Regions from separate parts of the Homo sapiens genome. Here all the other regions are linked to region 1. The links are chromatin loops, found by intact Hi-C in ENCODE. Cell type or tissue: heart right ventricle. All regions are shown on one strand.

The links. Peaks named below come from ENCODE experiments on the same cell type or tissue, not always from the same donor. Only the 100,000 strongest peaks of a DNase experiment are listed, where the experiment ranks them.
Region 2: a loop joins it to region 1, with 3 times the contacts of the local background. A loop is called at or near these places in 10 of 110 quality-filtered maps.
Region 3: a loop joins it to region 1, with 12 times the contacts of the local background. A loop is called at or near these places in 95 of 110 quality-filtered maps.

The regions. Positions count from the first base shown.
Region 1 is chr1:212,066,879-212,074,878 of GRCh38, reverse strand. It overlaps DTL (denticleless E3 ubiquitin protein ligase adapter), which reads right to left. Exons shown (of 15, transcript NM_016448.4): 8 at 7,994-8,000; 9 at 6,552-6,655; 10 at 6,176-6,280; 11 at 2,666-2,778. Among named protein-coding and RNA genes, the nearest start is that of MIR3122, 6.7 kb to the left of the region's middle. In heart right ventricle, CTCF peaks have their summits at 3,774 and 3,984 (motif pointing left); no DNase peak of the experiment used is centred here; H3K27ac peaks cover 3,994 bases.
Region 2 is chr1:212,163,794-212,171,793 of GRCh38, reverse strand. No RefSeq gene overlaps it. Among named protein-coding and RNA genes, the nearest start is that of MIR3122, 90 kb to the right of the region's middle. In heart right ventricle, no CTCF peak of the experiment used is centred here; a DNase peak (open chromatin) is centred at 4,509; H3K4me3 peaks cover 698 bases; H3K27ac peaks cover 2,301 bases.
Region 3 is chr1:212,364,864-212,372,863 of GRCh38, reverse strand. It overlaps PACC1 (proton activated chloride channel 1), which reads left to right. Exons shown (of 8, transcript NM_018252.3): 8 at 7,488-8,000. The coding sequence ends at 7,649. Among named protein-coding and RNA genes, the nearest start is that of SNORA16B, 16 kb to the right of the region's middle. RefSeq lists enhancers at 4,590-5,173, 5,174-5,759. In heart right ventricle, a CTCF peak has its summit at 4,684 (motif pointing right); DNase peaks (open chromatin) are centred at 4,715 and 7,740; H3K27ac peaks cover 1,620 bases.

The sequences.
Region 1 (8,000 bases):
TGCTGGGCAGTAGTGAGGATTAAGAGGCCATTCTCTTCTGTCTTAAGATACAAAACTCCCTTCTATTTTGTTTTCTTGTGCCCATGGGCTTTTGGCTTTTTAGCATAGAAAAAATTCTAATACTTAAGAGAATTCTGACTTTTTGAACACGTAGAAGAGCAATCTAACAGCCTGGATACTCAGCTTGAATGGAATTGCTCTTAAAATACCACTCCTCCTTTTTTTAATCATGGAAAAGAGAAACTGAGCCACCTCACTAGGCAAATTCAAATTTAGGAGGTGCAAGCTTGCCAGGATCTCAAATATCAGAGCCTGTACACCGAGTTATGTGTGGACAGGCAGAAGAACATCACGTCTGAACCACGTCATTCAACACTGACATGTGACCCAGCCTAGGAATTAAAAAAGGGTAACCCTTGTATGTGGTAGACACTGATTGGTTGTCTGAAAATGGCTTAGAAACAATGGCCAACTATATTTAGTGTATATCTTTAAAGGCAAGTATTCCCACAACCTTCATTCCCTGAAACAAAATCTTAAAAAGGCCTTTGCACTAGAGAAGAGGAAGGAACTTTAACAATTGTCAAGAAAACTTTACACAAGATACACATAATATATAATTATACACATAATTATGTATATATATAATTTAAAAATTTATTAAGAATTTAAAAACTATCAAGAAACTATACAACACACATGTAATTGTATACATAATTATGTACATATAATTAAAACTTAATAATTTAACAAGAATGATCAATACATAAGTATTTTTTGAATTATTCTTATATGCTTTTTGTGATGTTGGAAAAAAAAATTTTTTTTTTAACAAGAAACAAACCTTAAAAGATACAGACCTGTGGTAGGAATAAAATCCTCTAGTTAAGTTGGGAGCCAAAGTGGAGAAGGAAACATAGGCAAGACAGTGAGCAAAGAAGAAAGGAAAAAGGTAGCAAAATAAGCATTAAGACCAAATTTGAAACTGAAAATTTTAAATATAAGACAGAGCATTAGTGCCAGCGACATAACATTGTTAAACTTAAAATCTCAAGTAAGAAGAATATTATAAAGAGGAAACTCCATCTTGTGATGGAGTCAAGTATATACTTTATAGGCATTTAAAAATATAACAAAAGAAAGAAATATGCTTGTAGAAAAAGGCAGGCCCAACATAGAAGCATCTTGGATAGAGCAATATTTCCACCCTGTGACTATTTAGGATATTGTTAGTAAAATTTTAATAAAGTAGTGTTGCATTTTCACAACTCCAGTTATATAGAAATCACTTTTCTTTTGTACTTCCCTCAGGATTGGAAGAAATTAAGCTGAAGAATTATGCTTCATACTAAACAGGTTTTACCCCTGTCCTAAAAAAAATTAGCAATATTACTTTCTAGAGCTTGGCAGGATAAAAAATGATATAACTTTCTCTTGAGAAGGGATTTGATACTATCGGAACTATGGGATCTATGAAGTTTTAGACATTATGACTTTAAAACCCAAAATATGTGAACTCTAATCATTCAATTCACCAATGTCAAAGACATTTATGAAGTTACAGGGAAATCTAGAAGATAATTAATTCTTAGTCATGGGTAAACAATGCCTTAATGATCATTCTCTGAATTCCCAGAACATTTCCATAATTAATTATTCCTTCAAGAGACATTTTTCAGTAATAAGCAAGTGCTACCTGTTGTCTAACATTTTTATTTTCTCCACTGGACTTCAAATGGACAGCTTTAAATTTCTTAGCTTACAGTAGACACTTTAGAACTACTGTTATTAAAAAAGTTATTTAAAAGATTATTGGCCAGGCATGGTGGCTCATGCCTGTAATCCCAGCACTTTGGGAGGCCAAGTTGGGCGGATCACGAGGTCAGGAGATCGAGACCATCCTGGCTAACATGGTGAAACCCCGTCTCTACTAAAAATACAAAAGAAATTAGCCGGGCGTGGTGGCAGGCACCTGTAGTCCCAGTTATTCGGGAGGCTGAGGCAGGAGAATGGCGTGAACCTGGGAGGCGGAGCTTGCAGTGAGCCAAGATCGTGCCACTGCACTCCAGCCTGTGCGACAGAGTGAGACTCCATCTCAATAAAAAAAAAAAAAAAAAAGATTAGTAAATAATGCTATTAAATATATAAAAATCTGATAAAGCAGCCATATCTACTTTAGTGGCCTGAAGATCAGCTACTTGTAAGGAGAGAATAAAGAATAAATTAATCATAAAAATATTTTTGAGTTTCTGTTTTGTGCAAGGCTCCATGGGTGATTCAAGCACAGGATCCTAGGGATCAAAATACTGTATTCTGAACGAGAGTTTGAAAACATAGGGCAGAAAGTCAGTATAGCATGTTTTCCAGGATGCAGGACAAAGTAGTTAAGGTTCTTATCACCCTCTGAATTCTCAATTTCCTAATAATTTTTGAAACAGAGGATACAAATTGTCAATTTCTGACAAGCTATGGCCCTGAAAGTGTCATACATTCTGTAGTAGAGTAAGGTTTCAGCTATATTAAGAGCCAAGAGCAACCTTTACTAAATATCTGATGCAGGAATAGTATAGCACGTGGTTACATTAAACTTATCTCATATTGGACAGAACAAATATTTGCAAGAATACTTCAGTCTAACACTTGTGGGTGAAGTTTAGCAACTTACCTTCCATATGTAGGCAGCTTCATCACTTGAGCCACTGACTAAAAACTGGTCATCTGGACTAAGGCTGGATTTTACATAAAAGGTAGAGTTCTGGTGTCCATTGAAAATAGCCACTGCCAGAGGAAAAAAACCAAATTACTTGGCTCTTGTTATTTCTAGTGGTCAAATGGATATAGACAGCATATATATTCTAACAAGTTTTATCACTGTATTGCCTATTGAAGCAGATGATCTAGCTTTATCCATCAAATACAAGGGAACTAGACATTGGCAGAAAAACAAAACCCTAGAAGGAAGCTTTATATTAGATCCAATCTCATGAACTCAGTCTGAGTACTTGGTACGAAAATGGCAATATCAAGAGAAAAAAATTGGAGGGAAAACATTCCTTAAAAAAAGAATCCAGCCAATGTCCAACTTGCAGTAAAATGCCTTTATAAGACCCTCTCTCTCCAGCCCAGGGTAGGATTTTTTCCACTGCATAATATATTCATCTAATTTCCCCTTAGACTTCAGGCCTCTTGAGGATAAATTTTATATCTTACTTTTTCCTCACTAGACTTTATAGTGCTTTGAACAGAGTAGATCCTCAAACATTTGTTCCATGAAAAGGAAAAAAAAAATCAGTGAAAAGTATCATTTGAGTTCTGGTTAAAACTTACTAATAGCTTATGTGGGATGTGAGAATCATTTTAATCCAGCACTTTGAGTAGACTGAATGGTGGAAGAGCTAGTGGAGTAAACTGTTTATATGTAAGGCACTAGATTAGGTTTAGCCTTCTCACTCTCAATGGCAAAAGGGCAGGTAACCCAATCTAGCATATGTTCTTAACAGGTTCTTCTATCCTAAGAAGGTCAAAACCTGAGGCCTCTGACATCAGAACACTACTAGGAAATACAAGAGAAAAATCTCAATTATTGGAGAATTTAAGGATACCTTTAGGCAGGAAAAAACAATCACACTCCAGAGAGAAAAGTATTAGTAGGGGACTTAACAGCTTCCCATAAGTGCTCACAGGAATCTCTTCCATTTTCTAGAATAAAGCTGGAAAAGAACTTTGTATTTATAGCTTTAAAGGAAAAAGCTATGCAGGCATAGCAAATACTCCTCACATCAGACATTTTTACTGTGAAAGTGAGGCAGGATATGAATCAATTTGTATACACCTATTATCACTGCAAAATAAACAAGCTCCTTTATTCTGAACATTGTTCTAAAACTGTAATTTTTAATCTTCCTCAACTCTCAACTATGAATGGAAAACTCTAGCCTGAATTTCCCACTACACCTGTAAGTATTTATTGCCCTCTGCTGGTCTAAGAAAGGCTGGTATGATATGCACTGTAAATGTTTAAACCTTGCTAAAAATCCTCCTAAAATGTATGTTGGCTTTAATGAGCTCAATTTAATCTTGCTTTGGTGATCTGGGCTTTTCAAGTACTTCCAACCAAGTCATCCTTATGAACATATAAACACCATAATACAAAGCATGGTAGATCAAGTATCGAATCCAAGATCGATTCAGAAGTTTTGAAAAGGACAAGTAATTACAAGACGTTACACACACACACACACACAGTTGTCATTCAGTTTTTTTTTTTTGAGACAGGGTCTTACTCTGTCACCCAGGCTGGAGTGCAGTGGCAAGATCATGGCTCACTGAAGACTCAAACCTCCCAGGCTCAAACAATCCTCCTACCTCAGCCTTCCAAGTAGCAGGACTACAGGTGCATGCCACCACATCCAGCTAATTTTTTGCATCTTTTTGTCAAGATGAGGTTTCACCATGTTGCCCAGGCTGGTCTCGAACTCCTGGGCTCAAGTGATCTGCCAGCCTCGGCTTGGGTTTATAGGTGTGAGCCACCATGGCCAGCTGTCATTCAATTTTTAAGGAATAAATCGATCTATTAACCTATCTACCTATCTATCCATCTGCGCAAATGAAATTAAATAGAAGCATAGAAAAGGTTTACTAAATTATTAGCGAAGTGTTGGACAGCAGGACACTAAACTCAAGGACCTTTTCAGTGCCACACTGTAGCAAAAATTATATAGAAAGAGCTCTTGTACATCTGATAATATAATCAGGATCACGCTTTATCTTTCAAGGAAAGATGTTGAAAAGTCTATTTTATTTGACTAACTAAATTAGCAGCTCTCCAAGCTCAGATTCCATTAAGGAAAATAGCAAAAGAAACACCTCTTCCCTTTTCTAAATACTATTGCTCCTGTTTAGAGAAAACTAGACCCAGTGCAAAGTATCAGAAATGCAGACTATGATGCTGCCACCGATACTAAAGTCCTAATAAGATTGCTTGGGGTGATCTTTGGAAAATTCTGTAAGATCTCAGCTAAAATGACAAGTTCTGGGCCGGGCATGGTGGCTCACGCCTGTAATCCCAGCACTTTGGGAGGCTGAGGTGGGTGGATCATGAGGTCAGGAGTTCGAGACCAGCCTGACCAACAAGGTGAAACCCTGCCTTTACTAAAAATACAAAAATTAGCCAGGCATGGTGGCGGGCGCCTGTAATCCCAGCTACTTGGGAGGCTGAGGCAGGAGAATTGCTTGAACCCAGGAGGCGGAGGGTGCAGTGAGCCGAGATCGAACCACTGCACTCCAGCCTGGGCAACAGAGTGAAACTCCGTCTCAAAAAAAAAAAAAAATTTATATCTATATCTACATCTATCTATAAATAAAATAAAACAAGTTCTGTACTTGAGATTTCTTGTTTATCAGCACTTTTTACTTTAGTGGAAACTGGGTAACTCTGAGGATTGGTTATGGAATTCAAAGTGTTTTTGAAAGATCTATAGATGAGGAATAACCAGGCTACTAAGATGTTGCTTAAGAAATTGATGTTCTTAAAAATAATGTAACCCAAATAACTCTCTTAAAGCATGCCTGAGGCTGGTGATTTGGAAGAGGGAGGGGAGAGGATTAAAAAAAAGAGGAAAGCATGCTTGAGAAACTTGGGTTTTCTTTTTAAAACTATCATTTATTTATTAGTTTTAAGTATCAGATTCTATTTTTAAAGTTTTGAGGAAAAAAAAAAGGTGAGGCTGGGGAAAACATCTAGAAATAAAAGGGCCTCTAACATTAAGGAGAAGGCTGAGATAGGCTGAAACTATTTTGGGGGTATGAAAATTTCAGCCCCCTAATTTTAACCAGCAGCCCCTAAAGAGGAAAAAAGCTGAGCAGAAGCACTTTATCTACTCCACAGCTTATTAAATAAAAAATTGAGAGAATTCTAAATATAGGCCAAAGGGCATAATTTCAGGAGATACTCTCTATTAAAATAAAGTCACCATGTAAAGCACAATTCAGCTAACTTATGAAATCATCACAAGGAATGTACACTTATGAAATTATCACTGGATGTAATCAAAGATGCCAAAGTCCTCATATGGCTTAATAAGTTCAGTTTAGAAGAAAGCCCATTAAATTATCATTACCAAAAAAAGCCCATAATGCTTTCCTGGTAAGAGAATTTGAATGACTAATATCTTACCTGGAGAAGTCTTCAACCCAGTCATATTAAACATGTAGATGTTATCGTCTGTGCAATTAGCAAATAAAGTAGAGCCAGTGGAATCCAAAATCAGACTTGAATATCCTGGAAAAAGGAAACTTAAGTTAGCACGTCCTGATGATGGTGAGTAGATCTGAGGTTAAAATGTAGAGACAAAAATAGATCATTTCATAAGAATCATCATCAGAATTCTTTGTCCCCAAAATATACACAAACCAAAAACATTCTTCTGAGTTTTTATCTTTTGAACTTCACATATTAGAATTTTTCATATCAATGTTACTGGAAATTAGCCTTTTTTTTTTTTTTTAAACAAAAACTCTTATCTCCCCCAAAAGACCTATTAAAGGCTTACCAAGTTTTCGAGTGCTGCTACCTGGGTACAGGAAAGACTTGGATGCTATGGGTTCTTGTCGATAAGCAGTATAATTCTTACGTAAATCCCATACTTTGATTATCCTAAAAACCAAGGCAAATAAATATTTTGTAGACCTTCTTCCAACCCCAAACAACTTCAACTACACTAAATGTGAAATGACTTTTAATCTAACTCCTCTGGCACATTAACTAGGTACAGTAAGGATATTTCATTGGGAAACAAATTAAAGTATCTTATACTGTTGTCTCCAATATCAGGCTTATAATTCTGACAGAACGGAAACAGATGTGATTTGACCCAGTGATGGGTTACTGGAGTTTACTCTAAGAGAACGGAAAAGGAAGATGAAGGTTGAGTGCCGATAGTAATTGTTCCATTGTTTTTAGAAAATACACTTCCTAAGCCTTTAATATTCTGCATATATTTTTGATATCATAAGTAGCAAGTTCTGTCCCTGTGGTTATATCTCCATACATAACTCTTTAAATAATCTAAACAAATTGTTCTGTGAAATAAAGTATTTTTTCATTTCATCTATTGAGATAATTGTCTTAATCCTCTACTTCTAGTATAAAGGTAACTTGAAAACACAGACCTGCTATGAAATGACAGTATTCTTGGAAACAAACAGAGCAAGCTTTCACAGTCATTCACAAGCAGAACTAATAACCTTTAGATAATCCTTCATTCCTGCCTGAGAATTTGGTTCAGAGGGTTTTAGTGCCCAGAGGACACAATGGAAATCCTAGTTTGGTAAGCCATCATCTTTTAAATTAAAAATTTTAAGAGAAGGATGCCTTGAGAGATATAATAGGAAGGAAACTTAAAAAGAAAGAGTCTCCATTTGCATAGAATTAATATTCTACAACACAATCAACAAGCATCACAGAGCAGACTTATTTGGAAGCCAAGAATTCAGACTAATCATGGATGACAGGTATGTGAAAGTCATTAGACCTTACTATCATCAATCTAGTTAGATTACTCCCAGAAATGTCAATTACATCCCCAGAATCAGATTTCTTCTTTTAGGATATTCTTAAACCTGAAAAAGACAAAACCCAAAGTAACAGAAATTTTACTCTTCAAAATGAGAATTAGTGACTAAATTATATTGCATAAGGCAAGCAAGCTACCCAGCCAGCTTCTTTTCTAAGATAGCAACAGCAGCTACCACTGCTCTTATGTGCTAGACAATGTGCTAAGCGTGACACATGTATTCTTTCATTTAATTATCCAGCAAGAGTCCTTCAACTAGGTATTTTCCAATGTGATCTATAGCTCCTTTCCTCAGTTGGGGTACTTGCTATGTTGACAGTTGAAAGCACACACATTCAATTATAATGAGACTATGTGACTGCCTCATCACAATCTCATAAAAAAGATCTCGTCGGAAGAAAAAAGAAATAGACTCTTACCCATCCA
Region 2 (8,000 bases), 97 kb before region 1:
AGTGTCCAATATTTATTTATTTATTTGAGACTAGGTCTCCCTCTGTTGCCCAGACTGGAGTGCAGTGGCACGATCATGGCTCACTGCAGCCTCACTTCCCTGGGCTTCAGTGATCCTCCCACCTCAGCCTCCCAAGTAGTTGGGACCACAGGCGTGGGCCACCATGCCCAGCTAATTTTTGTACTTTTGGTAGAGATGGGGTTTCGTCATGTTGCCCAGACTGGTCTTGAACTCCTGAGCTCAAGCGATCCACCCTCCCTGGCCTCCCAAAGTGTGAGGATTACAGGCATAAGCTACCATGCCTGGCCAATAAGTAGATTTAAAAGATGCTCAATATGACTATCAATCAGGGAAATGAAAATTAAGGTAATAACGTAATATCACTTTATACCCTTCAGATTGGTAAAAATTAAGAGGGAAAACATCTACTATTGGTAAGAATGAGAAGGAAATAGGTACTCATATATTGCTGGGTGCAGTATGAGTTGCTACAAACCTTTTGGCAATCAGGCAAAGACTATACAATTTTAATACATTTGCCCTTCAACCTAGCAATCCCACTGCTGGGAATCTACTCTATAGAAATAAAAGCACCAATACAAAAAAAATGCATGTACAGAGGTGCTTATTGCTGCATTGTTTGTAGTTGGCGAAACACTGAAAACCAAGTGAAGCCCATCATTAGAGGAATGAATGAATAAATTACAGTGTGCTTATACATGGGGAATTGTGTAGCCATTTAAATATATGTTAGATCTATATTAATGGACTTGGAGAGATTTCGATGAAATGTGATTAAGTGGGGGAAAGCTGTATGCAAAGGTATAGATGTACTCTGAACCAATTTTCGGAAAATGATGACATCTACCAATAGCAAAACAAAAACCCTAAAACCGTTTGTGTGTGTGTTTAGGTACAGCCTGCTAGCTGCCTACCTAAATCTATTATTTCTTTCTTCCTTACTAAGAGAACCTCCATCATTAGGGGTAGCAATGTGCTCAAACGTGTCTCTTCTTGCAGATAGGAATGGCCAATGAAATTTAAGTGGAAGTTTTGGATGGAGTATTTGGATGAAGTTTAGGTGAAGCTCTTTCTGGCCCCTGGTCTTCCCCATTTCTTACCTGAAAAGGATGTATGGCTGGTGCTTTTATAGTCATTGTATGACTTTGAAGATATAGCTTGTGGAGACTGCACAGTCCTAAGGTGGCACAGGATATCACATCGCAAGGGAGCTTAGCATGCTAAGATGCTAGCTCAGGCCCCTTTTCCTCTTCTTATAAAGCCACCAGTTCCCCTTCCATGATAACACTTTAATCCACTAACCCATTCATCCATTCATCCATGAATAATGGCTCTGCCCTCACGATCCATTCATCCCTTAAGGCCCAAACCTCTCAGTACTGCCACATTGGGGATGAAGTTTCCAACACATGAAATCTGGGGGACACATTCAAACCACAGCAATTAGATTATGACACTTGTTTACGATTATACATACCCTCTTTCTAGGCCTTCTTTGTCCCTAATTAAAATTGTTCCTCCTTCAGCGCCACTCTCTGATATCTGAATCCCAATGAAGATCAAAGTTCAGACCGTTTTCTCATATGACTGATCAACATAAAAAGTGCATGAAAGGATAATCACCAAAAAGTGGAAGAATGAGGGTATCTCAGGGCGGTGGGATTTCAGGTGATCATTTCTTTCTCCCTCTTATTTTTATGATTCTTTTCATTTTTATATTGACCTTATAGTATTTACATAATCAGAAAAAAAAAACAAGAAAGCTGTTTTCAGTGTGAAACAGCAACAACCTAAGGATTGGAGTGAGGCAAGATTGGAGGCAGGGTCAACTACAAGGGCATTTTAGTAATCCAGGTAAGAACTGATGATGGGCTGAATGCAGGTAATGACAATGGAGATAGAGAGATGTAGAAACATTTAAAAATAATAAGGTGGTAGAATCAACAGGACACAGTGATTGATTGGGAGAGAGGAAGAAGGCAAGCTTCCTTGCTTAAGTAAGTGGGTGGAGATGTATGCTATTCTCTGACATAGGGAACACAGGAGGAAAAGCAAAGACTGAGTGGAAGACATGAAGCATCTTCAAAATATTGAAGCCCACTCCCCACTCTGAATACTTTAGGCAGTTATTTCCAGTGATTCCTAGCCACAGTCAGGGCTGAAAAATGCTGGTGAAAACCCCGACATGGGGCTCTCAGGGGAACCCACACTTCAAGTGTGGACTGAGGACCAGGAACTTAAAGGCTAAGAAAACATGGCCAGGGAAAGAAAGGGAAACCAAAGAAAAGCATGTCTTGGAAATGGATAGAGGAGGAAGTTTCTGCTGGTGCTCAATAAATATTGACTAGATGACAGAAAGAAGGAGAGTACAATGGTGTCAAATATTCCTGAGGAGTCAAGAAAGAGAAGGGTTATAACATGTCCAATGGAGTTAGCCTCGAAGAGGTCACCTATGATCCTTCTGGGATCTGTTTCTGTTGAGTGGTGAGAAGTGAGGGCAAAAATCAATGGTTTGACAACTGAATGGAAGAGGACAAGCTATCCTATTGAAAAGTGTGATACTAACTTAGAAATTACATTTACAAAACATAATTTGTGATATTGAGAAATACTTAGAATATAACACTAAGTGAAATGCAGGATATAAAACATTACCTATACTATATGATTCCAATTCTGGTATAAATTAGAGGCATAAGGAGCAGGATTAAGATCTCACCCTCTGAAGCCAGACTCCCTGGGATCAAATCCTGACTAGGCCACTGACAGGATGTGCAGCCATGGTAAAGTCCCTCACTGGGTGGTGGTTAGCCTGGCACACAGAAAGTGCTCAGTAAAATGTTAGCTATTAAATGCTGAATGTAGATATATACACATAGAAACAAAATATCCTCAGGTGAGGCTGGGCGCTGTGGCTTATGCCTGTAATCCCAGCACTTTGGGAGGCTGAGGTGGGTGGATCACGAGGTCAGGAGATCGAGACCATCCTGGCTAATACGGTGAAACCCTGTCTCTACTAAAAATACAAAAAAATTAGCTGGGTGTGGTGGCACGCACCTGTAATCCCAGTTACTCGTGAGACTGAGGCAGGAGAATGGCATGAACCCAGGAGGCGGAGCTTGCAGTGAGCCGAGATCATGCCACTGCACTCCAGCCTGGGGGACAGAGCAAGACTCCATCTGAAAAAAAAAAAAAAAAATATATATATATATATATATGTCTCCTCAGGTGGAGAGATTCCAAAATGAGTGGCAGGGTTACAAAGTTGGTTTTTTTTTTTTCTGTACAGTTTTCTTTGTTTCTAAATATTTCTTTGTTTTCTAAATATTCTGTAATGAACGTATACTACTTTTATAAGTAGAGAAAAATGTGAAACAGTATTTAACAAAAAATAAGCTTTTCTGTTAAAGGAAAGAGAAAGAAAAGGCATTTTTAGTCTGTTTTGTGCTACTATAACAGGATACCACAGACTGGGTAATTTATAAAGAAAGGAAATTTGTTTCTCACCGTGCTAGAGGCTGGGAAGTCCAAAATCAAGATGCTGGCTCCTTTTGGGGGCCTTCTTGCTGCATCCTCACGTGGAAAGCAGAAGCGCAAGAGAGAACCAATTTCCTCTTCGAATCCCTTTATTAGGATACCTAATCCCATTCAAGAGGAGGAGCCCTCATAGCATAATAATCTCTTAAAGGCCATGCCTCTTAATTCTATCACATTGACAACACCTGATTTTTGGAAGGGACCCATTTAAGCCATAGAATTGGGCAATAGCTACAGGGTATAGGATTAATGTTTCATGTGCTCATGATGAGACTTCCTATTCACAGTTTTTGGGAAAGATCCTGAAAGGAGTCGAGGGTGACAACTGATGTAATGATTTTTTTTTTTTTTTTTTTTTTTTTTTTGAGACAGTGTCTTGCTCTGTCGCCCAGGTTGGAGTGCAGTGGCGCGATCTCGTCTTACTGCAAGCTCCACCTCCCGGGTTCACGCCATTCTCCTGCCTCAGCCTCCTGAGTAGCTGGGACTACAGGCGCCCGCCACCACGCCCGACTAATTTTTTGTATTTTTAGTAGAGACGAGGTTTCACCGTGTTAGCCAGGATGGTCTCCATCTCCTGAACTTGTGATCCGCCCGTGTCGCCCTTCCAAAGTGCTGGGATTACAGGCGTGAGCCACTGCACCCGGCAGTAATGATGTTTTTGTGAGGAAAAAGGAAAGCATGAATGTGGTGTGGGGAATTAGTCTTTAATAGGACATCTCTTCCTGTGACTGGGGAAGAAAGAATTTGTGAGTAGGTATAAATACAATAATTTGTAGGTGCAGAAACAGGAGGTTGAGGAAGTTCATGACTGATAGCCTTGATGTTAATCACTGAAGCCAGCAAGGCTGTCCACTGAGAGGCGGGAGTCTGAATATCCACAGAGGGATGAAGGAGGAAACTGACACACAGCTGCATTGCCAAACAGCGCTGACAGCCTGGTGCTGCCTGGAGACGTGACTCTGCTACGGCCCTGACCTAGGTCACCCCCAGTGCAGCAGATGCAGCCATGGTTCTGTCATACCGTTCTCGCGTGCTTGTGGCTTGCTCTAGATCCTTAATTGGGTTGCTTCCCATGGGAATTCCACTCCTTCTCCCTCTCACATACAGAAATCCTACTCAGTCTGCAAGGCTAGCTCAGGTTTGTTTATTCAACTATTCAGATATTAATTCATCCAGTTTCCAGCTGGTCTTTCAGAACCCCATGGCTTCTGGGTTCAGGAACTTGCAAAAGCTCCATCTCTGTCTTTTCTCTTTGATACCTGTGCTATCTGATCATGAAAGAGTCGTTTCAGGACAGAGGGCTTGCCTTGAAGTCTGACTTCCTGATGATTTTTGATTGGGGGCCAGTATTATATTCAGTCTGTGTGTGAGTGTACATGTGCTTCCTTTACTTCTGCTATTAGGGGTTTAATTTACTGGAGGGGAAGCACCTGTAATCCCTGTTTGGAAAAATGTCTGCTTAATGGCAATTCTCCCGGATGTGACCCACTTGATAATAAAAGTTCCAGTGGAATTGGGTCTCTCTGTAGCCCAGTTCATGTGAAGATATAATCAGGGATTTGGCCAGCTATTTGGAAGTGGCTGTGTCCTCCAGATAGCTTCATCCTAACCATACCTATTCTTCGATTTTATCAAGATCTCCAGCACTTCCACTCCTCCATTTTCTACCAACTCGGTGCATCTCCTGGCACATTTTTCTTGTACAACCCGCCTGAAACCCATGGCATATTTTCTGGCATTCTCGGTATCCAAGCTCCCTCATCTTCCTGTCACATCTGGTTTACAGATTATCAGCTGTGATTAATCCTGACATTCCTCCTGCTTCTTCACCAAGGCTACTGGGCCCTTCATCAGGGTCTAGGCTTTGGCTCCAGCATGGCCAGCAGCAATTAGTGAGGGAAGAATTTAGTCCTGATGTCACTGGTGGGAATCAGTGGGGCAGCAGAACCAAGGACTGGCTCCAGAGTGGCCAGAATACTGGTTACATCCAGGAAGATTGGGCAAATATATAAATGTACAGAGGATAATGAAAGCTGATTCTCTCACTGTGAATGAAGAGAGTTACAAATATGGAAAGGGTCCTGCTGAGGAGCACCAAAGGAAATAAAAGTTAAAATTAAAAAGACAAAAATGGAAAGGGGAAGGCTAAAATAAACCCTGTGATGTTGGATTGGAATTGGAGGCATTGGTGAGGGCTCATGGTTTTTAGTAGATAGTTATAGAAACAGATACAGGTGTGCATGTGTACATATATGTGAGTATATACATATGTACATTTCCCAGCTCTGTCCACTGAGAGGACAGGGGCCTAGAAGTAATGAATGATACTGTAGTAGCAATGAGCACTACACTAGTACCTAGATCCTGCTTTGTGAATATCACTTTTCACAAAAAGAATCAAGTCTCCTTGGAGAAATGGCTGATTTCAGGGGAAGGGCAGAGAAGTATAAAATGAGCATGGAACCTGCTACCAGAAGTAACAAAGTCCTCAAAGAATGATGGGGGACATATCAAAAAGACACAAGAAGTAACTTAAAGGGATTCCCAATGGCTCAATCTGGGATGATTTGAAGACTAAAAAAATAATAATAATAACAGTAATAGATCGTATCACTGAATAAAATAGGAATCCGTGAGTCTATACAATTGAATTTTAACCAAAAGTTAACAATAATTTGTGGAGTTTATAATATATGTAGAAATAATAAAAGGCATTATAGCAATAGAAAAAAGACCAGAAGGGGAATAAATATAAGTATGTTGTTTTATGTTTCTTACCTTATACATGAAGTGGTATAATCTTACTTCAAGATATGCCTGTGGTAAGTGATGGATGCATATTATAACTTCCAAAGCAACCACTAAAACAAACAAACAAAAACCACGTGAACTAGCTCAAGAGTCAATAGAGGAGATAAAATGAAACCCTGAACATTTTCTTCTTGCTTTATACAAAAGAAAGCAGGAAAAGAGGCAAGAGGAACAGAGAACAGATAGGCTAAATTGAAAATAAATAGCACGATAGTGGACATCAACTGTGTCAATAATTACATTAAATATAAATGGTCTTAACACTATAATTAAAAGGCAGAGTGGATAAATAGGATGGTCTAGGAAAGCCTCGCTATGAAGGTGACAATTTAAAAAATACTGTAAGAAGAAGGATCAAGGATGCAGATAATAACTAGAACAAGAGTGTTCTAGACAGGTAAACACATACAAGATCCTGAGGTGGGTGTGTTCCTGGTATGACAGAAGAACAATGAGTAGGCCAGTGTGGTAGAGCTAAGTGAGCGAAAAGGAGGTGAGGTCAGACAGCTAATGGGGTAATAGATTAAACAGGACCTTGAAGGCCATTGTAAGAACTCTGGATTATACTCTGAATGAAATGGGAATCCATTTTTTATGGTTTTGATCCAATAAATGACATAATCTAATTTGCATTTTTAATCTTTATTGCAATACAATTTTTTTGAGACAGGGTCTTGCTCTGTTGCCCAGGCTGGAGTGCAGTGGCACAATCATATCTCACTGCAGCCTTGACCTCCTAGGCTCAAGCAATTCTCCCACCTCAGCCCCCTAAGTAGCTGGGACTATAGGCACACACCACCACGTCTGGCTAATTTTTTATTTTTTTATTTTTTGTAGAGACAGGGTCTTACTATATTGCCCAGGCTGGCCTCAGACTCCTGGGCTCAAGCGATCTTTCCACCTTGGCTTTCCAAAGTGCTGGGATTATAGGCATGAGCTACCATGGCTGGCCTTGCAATATAATTTGTATATAATAAAATTTGTCAATTTTAAGAGTACCATTTGATGAGTTTTCACAAATGTATGGAGTCATGTAACCACCACCACAATAGCCATATAGTACATTTCCATCACCCTACTCTGGATCCTGTGCTGAGAAAGACTGAAAGATGGAAGCAGAGAGATGAGTTGAAAACGTTACTGTGGTAATCTCGGTGAGAGAGAACCATGGCCTTAGACCAGGTGGCAGCAGTGCAGGTGATGAGAAGTGGTCATAATCTGAATATATTTTGAAAGTAGGAACAACAGGTTTTTCTGAAAGACTGGCTATAAGGTGTAAAATAAGTCGCAAATGACTCCAAGGTTTTTGTCCCAGCATATTGAAAGGATAGAGTTGCCATTAATTGAAACAGGCAAGACTGTGGGAGGAGCAAGTTTGGTGGGAGGAGCAAGTTTGGTGGCAGAAGACGAGTTTGGGGTATTTTCAGTTTAAAATGTCTAACAGATATTCAAGTGTAGGTAGTTTGAAATACAAATAAAATGTCCAACTGATTGGAACAATCTAAGCAGGGGAGAGGTGTGAGTTAGAGAGAGATTTGAGAGATAAACTATTTCAGAAATAAACTATAATGTATCCATCAGGAAAGGATAGCACTCTCAGGGTGTTTGGTGGTGGATACAGACTATTTCAA
Region 3 (8,000 bases), 300 kb before region 1:
TGTTCAATTTTTTCATCCCTATTTTTACAGTTTTCATTATAGCGATTTTTTTACTTCTTTGGTTAAATTTATTCCTAGGTATTTTATATTTTTATAGCTATTATAAATGGGATTGCTCTCTTTTTTATTTTATTCTTGCATTGCTATAAGTTTTTTAGATTGCTCGCTGTTAGCATATAGAAATATTCCTGATTTGGGTGTGTTGATTTTGTATCCTGTGACTTTACTGAATTTATCAGGTCTACCAGTTTTTTGGTGGAGTGTTTAGGTTTTTCAAAATATAAGATCATATCATGTGCAAACAAAGACAGTTTGACTTCTTTTCAATTCAGATGCCCTTTATTTCTTTCTCTTGTCTAATTGCTCTGGCTAGGACTTCCAGTATTATGTTGAACAAAAATAATGAAAGTAGGCACCCTTGTCTTGTTCCAGATCTTAGAAGAAAGACTTTGAATTTTTCCCCATATGATGTTAGCTGTGGGTTTGTCATGTATGGCCTTTATTGTGGTATGTTCCTTCTATACTCAGTTTGTTGAGTTTTTTGTTTTTTTTTTGTTTTTTGTTTTTTGTTTTTTTTTTTTGACACAGTTTCATTCTGTCTCCCAGCCTGGAGTGCAGTGGCATGATCTCAGCTCACTACAACCCCTGCCTCCCAGGTTCAAATGATTCTTGTGCTTCAGCCTCCTGAGTAGCTGGGATTACAGGTGCACATCACCATGCCCAGCTAATTTTTGTATTTTTAGTGGAGATGAGGTTTCACCATGTTGGCCAGGCTGGTCTCAAACTCCTGACCTCAAGTGATCTGCCCACCTCGGCCTCCCAAAGTGCTGGGATTACAGGAGTGAGCCACCATATCCGGCACATTGAGAGTTTTTATCATGATAGTATGTTGAATTTTATTAAATGCTTTTTTACCATCTATTGAAATGATTACATGATTTTTGTTCTTGATTCTGTTAATGTGATGTATTACATTTATTGATTTGCATATGTTGAATCATCCTTGCATCTCTGAGATGGATCCCTCTTGATCATGGTGAATGGTCTTTTTAATGTATTATTGAATTTGGTTGGCTGATACTTTGTTGAGGACTTTTGCATCTGTGTTCATCAGAGATATCGGCCTGTAGTTTTCATTTTTTGTTGTGTCTTTGTCTTGTTTTGGTATCAGGGTAATGCTGGCCTTGCAGAACCGAGTTTGGGAATATTCTTCAATTTTTTGGAATAGTTTGAGTAGAATTGCTATTAATTTTTTTTTAATGTTAGATAGAATTTAGCAACGAAGCCATCAGGTGCTGGGCTTTTCTTTTATTACTGCCTCTGTCTTGTTACTCATATTGGTCTATTCAGGTTTTCTGTTTCTTCATGGTTCAATCTTGGTAGACAATGTATCCAGGAATTTTTCCACTTCTTTTAGGTTTTCCTTTATTGGCATATAGTTTTTCATTAAGTCTCTAATGATCCTTTATATTACTGTGGCATCAGTTGTAATGTCTTTTATTTTGGTGTGATTTTATTTATTTGGGTCTTCATTATATTTTTCTTAGATAGATTTTGTTTAACTTAGATTTTGTTTAACTTTTCAAACAACTAACTTTTCTTTCTTTTTTTTTTTTTTTTTTGAAATGGAGTCTTGCTCTATCACAAGGCTGGAGTGCAGTTGCGATCTTGGCTCATTGCAGCCTACGCCTCCTGGGTTCAAACGATTCTCCTGCCTCAGCCTCCCAGGTAGCTGGGATTGCAGGCACCCGCCACCATGCCCAGCCAATTTTTGTATTTTTAGTAGAGATGGGTTTCACCATTTTGGCCAGGATGGTCTTGTTCTCTTGACCTTGTGATCTGCCGGCCTCAGCCTCCCAAAGTGTTGGGATTACAGGTGTGAGCCACTGCGCCCGGCCTCAAACAACTAACTTTTCATTTAAGTTTCAGTTTCATTTATTTCTGCTCTGATAATTATTATTCTGATAAATTTGGGTTTGTTCTTTTCTCGTTCTTTGAGGTGATCGTTAGCTTATTTGAAATCTCTACTTTTTTTGATGTAGGCATTTATTATAAACTTCCCTCTTAGTACTGCTTTTGCTGTATCTCATAGGCTTTGGTATATTGTTTCCATTTTCATTTGTTCAATAAATGTTAAAATTTCCTTCTTAATTTCTTCATTGACCTTTGGTCACTAAGGAGCATCATGTTTAATTTCCATGTATTTGTACAGTTTCCAAAATTCCTCATTATTGATTTCTAGTTTTATTCCACTGTGGTCAGACAAGATACTTAATATGATTTTAATTTTTCTGAATTAGTTGAAACTTGTTTTGTGGCCCAACATATGGTCTCCCCTGGAGAATGTTCCATGTGCTGATGAGAAAAATGTATATTCTGTAGCAGTTGGAGTTTTGAGACGGAGTCTCGTTCTGTCGCCCAGGCTGGAGTGCAGTGGTGTGAACTCGGCTCACTGCAAGCTCTGCCTCCCGGGTTCACGCCATTCTCCTGCCTCAGCCTCCCGAGTAGCTGGGACTACAGGCGCCTGCCACCAGGCCCGGCTAATTTTTTTTGTATTTTTTGGTAGAGACGGGGTTTCACTGTGTTAGCCAGGATGGTCTCAATCACCTGACCTCCTGATCTGCCCACCTTGATCTCCCAAAGTGCTGGGATTACAGGCGTGAGCCTCCGCACCTGGCCAGATGAAATGTTTTGTAAATGTCAGTTAGGTCCATTTGGTCTAGAGTATAGTTTAAATCCCATGTTTGTTGATTTTCTGTCTAGATAAGCTGTCCATTTTTGTGAGTCGGACGTTGATGTCCCCTACTATTACTGTATTGCAGTCTGTCTCTCCCTTTAGATCTATTAATATTTGCTTTATATATGTGGTTTCTTTGATGATACTGGATGCATACATATTTACAGTTGTTGTATCTTCTTGTTGAATTGACTCCCTCATCATTACATAATGATATTTGTCTCTTTTTCCAGTTTTTGACTTGAAGTCTATTTTATCTGTTACAGGTATAGTTAAACCTGTTTTTTTATTTACATTTGTGTGGGATGTCTTTTTCTATCCCTTCACTTTTTTTTTTTTTTTTTCTGAGATGGAGTCTTGCTCTCTTGCCCAGGCTGGAGTGCAGTGGCATGATCTTGGCTCACTGCAACCTCCACCTCCCGGGTTCAAGTGATTCTGCTGCCTCAGGCTCCCAAGTAGCTGAGATTACAGGCATGCGCCACCACACCTGGCTCATTTTTGTATTTTTAGTAGAGACAGGGTTTTGCCATGTTGACCAGGCTGGTCTCAAACTCCTGATCTCAAGCAATCTGCCCACCTTGGCCTCCCAAAGTGCTGGGATTATAGGCATAAGCCATCACGCCTGGCCTGTCTCTTCACTTTCAATCTGTGTATCTTTACAGGTGAACTATACGCTGTATGGCAGCATACCGTTGGGTCTTGTTTTTTAATAAATTCAGCAACTGTGTCTTAAGAATTTGGTCCATTTACATTCAATATTATTACTGATAGAGAAGGACTTACTACGGCTATTTCGTTTTTTGTTTTTTGGTTTTGTAACTTCATTCTTCTTACTGTCTTTGTGGATAAATGATTATCTCTTTAAATTCCTTACTTTTTATTTTTATTATATCCATTATAGGTTTTTGCTTTATGGTTACCATAAGGCTTATAAAAAACATCTTGCAGTTAAAACAAGTTATTTTAAATTGAGGACAACTTAACTTTGATCACAAAGAAACAAAAAACTTTTAAAACTACACTTCAACTCCATACTCCTCACATTTTGACTTTTTATTATATCTATTTATATTTTTGTTTTGCCTCTTTTTTTTTTTTTTTGAGACGGAGTCTCACCCTGTCACCCAGGCTGGAGTGCAGTGGCCCAATCTCAGCTCACTGCAAGCTCCCGGGTTCACACCATTCTCCTACCTCAGCCTCCCGAGTAGCTGGGACTGCAGGCACCCGCCACCACGCCCGGCTAATTTTTTGTATTTTTGGTAGAGACAGGGTTTCACCGTGTTAGCCAGGATGGTCTTGATCTCATGACCTTGTGATCCGCCCGCCTCGGCCTCCCAAAGTGCTGGGATTACAGGCATGAGCCACCGCACCCGGCCAAGGCCATTGACTCTTGATTTACCCTTTTGAGGCTATTTTCTAGACCTTGTGAGTGTTCTTCATTCTTTTTTTTTTATTTGTGTATTTTCATATAATTTGTCTTTAAGCTCACTAATTCTTCTGCTTGATCAATTCTGTGAGGCACTCTGATGCATTTTTCAGTCTGTTAATTGTACTTTTCAGCTCTAGGATTTTTATTTGAATTTTTAAAAATTATTTTAATCTCTGTTGAATTTCTTTGATAAATTTCTGAATTGAGTCTTTGTGTTTCATTGAAGTTCCTGGAGTTTCCTCAGAACATCTATTTTGAATTCCCTGAGTGGTCACACATCTCTCTCTCCCGGATTGGTCACTGGCACCTTAGTCTGTTTGATGAGATTGTATTTCTCTGAACTTTTCTGGTGCTTGTGTACGTCTGTCTATGGGCATTGAAGATTTAGGTGTTTATTTCAGTCTTCACAGTCTGCCCTTGTTTATACCCATCTATCTTCAGGAGATTTTCTACAAATTGAAAGGTGACTGATGATGAGTTCCCTAAGCGTGTAGTCAGTCACTGCAGCTGTTTCAGCACTAGAGGGCAGTCTAAGCCAAGTTACACTGTGACTATCTTGTAGACTTCTAGATATCCAGCCCTGATGTACTTGGGGAGGATCAGAGAGAATGCCCTGGGGGTTCCCAGGCAAAGTCCCTTATCTTTCCCTCAAGGGGAAGGAGTCTCTCTGCTCTGAGTTGCCTGGAGTTGGGGAGGGGTAAGGCAGGTACTCCCATGGCTGTCACAGCTGGCACCACCCTGGGTCCCTCCTAAACCAATGCAATACTGGGGTTTGCTTAAGGCCACTTTAGTCAGCCAGTGGTGAAGCTGGCTGGGGTTTGGGTCCATCCTGCTAGGGTGGCCGATTGCCTTTTGGCCAGGGTGGGTTTAGAAGTGCCATTTGGGAGCAATAGCCTATAATTAGGGGATTCGGGATTCTTCCTGGTGCTGTGGCAGGGCTGGTACTAGGTTCCAAGGCAAAGTCCCTCATACTCTTCCCTCTCCTTTGCCCAAGCAGGAGTGTTCCACCATGCTGCACTGCCTGGAGTTGAGGCAGCTGGTGTCATGCTGGATCACACCCCAAACCCACAGACTCCCAGACCAGTGCAGTATCAGAGCTGTGGTTGCTATGGCCTGGCTGCCACTGAAATTATTTGGGGCCTAAGGCCACTTTAGTCTATTGTAAAGTGGGCCCAGACTTGGTTTCCTCCCACTGGGGTGGTAGATGCCCCTCTGATCTGGGGTGGGCCTAATACTCTTTTCACGGGCTCTAGCCTGGAATCAGGGCCTCAGAATTCTGCCTGGTGCTGTTTTCCCTTGTGAAGTTCCAATGCAAGTTCCAGACTCACTTCCCTCTCCCAAGCTCACAGATTCTCTCTGCTGCACTGCCTAAGGTTGGGGGAGGGGTGTGTAGGCAGCGTGAGACCCTCCTTTCTACTCTTCTTCAGTGTGTCTTTTCCTGTTATTATACTAAACCAGATACTGTGATCTCTCACCTGGTTTTTTGGCTCTTGTGTAGATACTTTCTTACATGGATAGCTGAGTTTGGTGTTGCTGCAGAGGACTATCGCTGGAGGGTTCTCTTTAGCCATCTGGCTCCACCTCCTCTAACGTCAAATTCTGACTCATGATCTTGGAAGGGGAGGAATAATTGGACAGCTTTGCTAAAGGAACATTTAAGACACACCGTCCACCAGAGCCAGGCCTAAATCTAGTATTGATTGGCATTCATGTCATCATAATATATCCTGATGTGATCATGGCTTACAGGAAACTGTTTCATAGCTGAGACCCAAACGTGTAAGCTTCCACCCCCAGGTGGGGATTCTGTGATACGGATGTGCTTGCTCTGCTATCACCCACTACCACTATTAATTATGGACTGGCAAGGCTTTGTATGAAGAGGGATGTGCAGAGGCTTATTGAATCAAGACTGGGGAGAAGGGCTTGCAGCTCGTTGTGTAATGTGTGATAAAACATTTTTTAACCTACTATATTCAGTATGAGGTACCTATTATGGGCCAAGTGGAGCCCAGTACCCGAGGCATGCTTTACTCAGCTTCACAGCAGTCAAGTGGTGGTATCACCATTTTCATATGTGAACAATGAAATGCATACTAAGGTCACCCTGCTAAATTGAGCTTAGAAGTATTTTATTTGGGAGGCTGAGGCAGGCGGATCACGAGGTCATAAGATCGAGACCATCCTGGCCAACATGGTGAAACCCCGTCTCTACTAAAAATACAAAAAATTAGCCGGCCGTGGTGGCATGTGCCTGTAGTCTCAGCTACTCGGGAGGCTGAGGCAGGAGAATAGATTGAACCCGGGAGGCGGAGGTTGCAGTGAACTGAGATCGCGCCACTGCACTCCAGCCTGGCGACAGTGAGACTCCATCTCAAAAAAAAAAAAAAAAAAAAAGTATTCTTACCAGGTTGTGGAAGTCAGAAATCCAAGATAAGAACTCTGCCTTAAAGAGTTACAACTCTGCCTTCAAGAGTTAGTGAGAGAACAATCCTATTGTTTTAAATTATTGATTCCAGACCATAAGGAACTGTGAAGGGCATTCATAGGATAAATAGCTCTGCTGAAGTCCAGAAAGGGTTTTAGCTTAGTGGTCAGGGAAAGCTCTGAGACTTTGAAGGATGAGTAAACCTAGACAGGAGGAAAGCATCGTAGATGGGGAAAAGAGCAGAGGACTGGAGGCAGGAATCCTCCTCTGAGTTTGGGAGGAAAGACAGCCATTGGACTAGAAATGAGGAAACACTTGAAACTATGGTAACTATGAGATGGGAACAAGAGGAGCTCACCTTCTTATGGACTGGGTATAGTTTTAGGGAAATTCATCTCAAAGCAAGGTCACTTATTGTTGGATTAGGCCACAAAATTAAATATTGCCTATCTTATTTGTGCAGAGCTTTTTTGAAAAACAGCTTTCTTTCAGAATCACTTTATTATAGGGAGGAGTCAGTATTTTTCTCCTCAAACTGAGCTATGGACATTAAAAGTATAGTCTGAATGAAGTATATAGAGTTATGACAGTTTCAGAACCCAGGTATTTTTCTTATAGTCCCAATAATTTGGGAAGGGCTCTTGATAATAACACTACTAAACATACAAAAAATTAGCCAGGTGTGGTGGCAGGTTCCTGTAATCCCAGCTACTCGGGAGGCTGAGGCAGGAGAATTGCTTGAACCCAGGAAGCGGAGCTTGCACTGAGCCGAGATTGCGCCACGCACACAAGCCTGGGTGACAAGAGCGAAACTCCATCTCAAAAAAAAAAAAAAAAAAAGAATCAAGACTGAAGCAAACCAGTAATCCTGTTTGTTTCTGTTTGCTTCACAGATAGTCACTGCCAATCCTTGGAACACAATTGCTCTTCTCTGTGGCGCCTTCTTGGCATTATTTAAAGCAGCAGAGTTTGCCAAACTGAGTATAAAATGGATGATCAAAATTAGAAAGAGATACCTTAAAAGAAGAGGTCAGGCAACGAGCCACATAAGCTGAAGTCACCTCGCGTTGTTTAGAGAACTGTCCACATCAATGGGAGCTGTCATCACTTCCACTTTGTAAACGGAGCTATCAACAATCCTGTACTCACTTGAAGAAATGGGGCCTTGCTGGGAGGAACAGCATGTAAAACTGGAACTTCTAACCCCGTCCCAAAAGAGGCGGTGTAGAGCCTAATAGAAGAGACTAATGGATAAACCTACAAGTTATTTAAATATTTAAATTATTAATAAACTTTTTAAAGAGCTGGCCAATGACTTTTGAATAGGGTTTGTAGAAGATGCCTTTCTTCCTGTTTGGTTCATTGTATTGTATTAGGTTAAGCTCTACTAGGGTAATGAAGGCTCT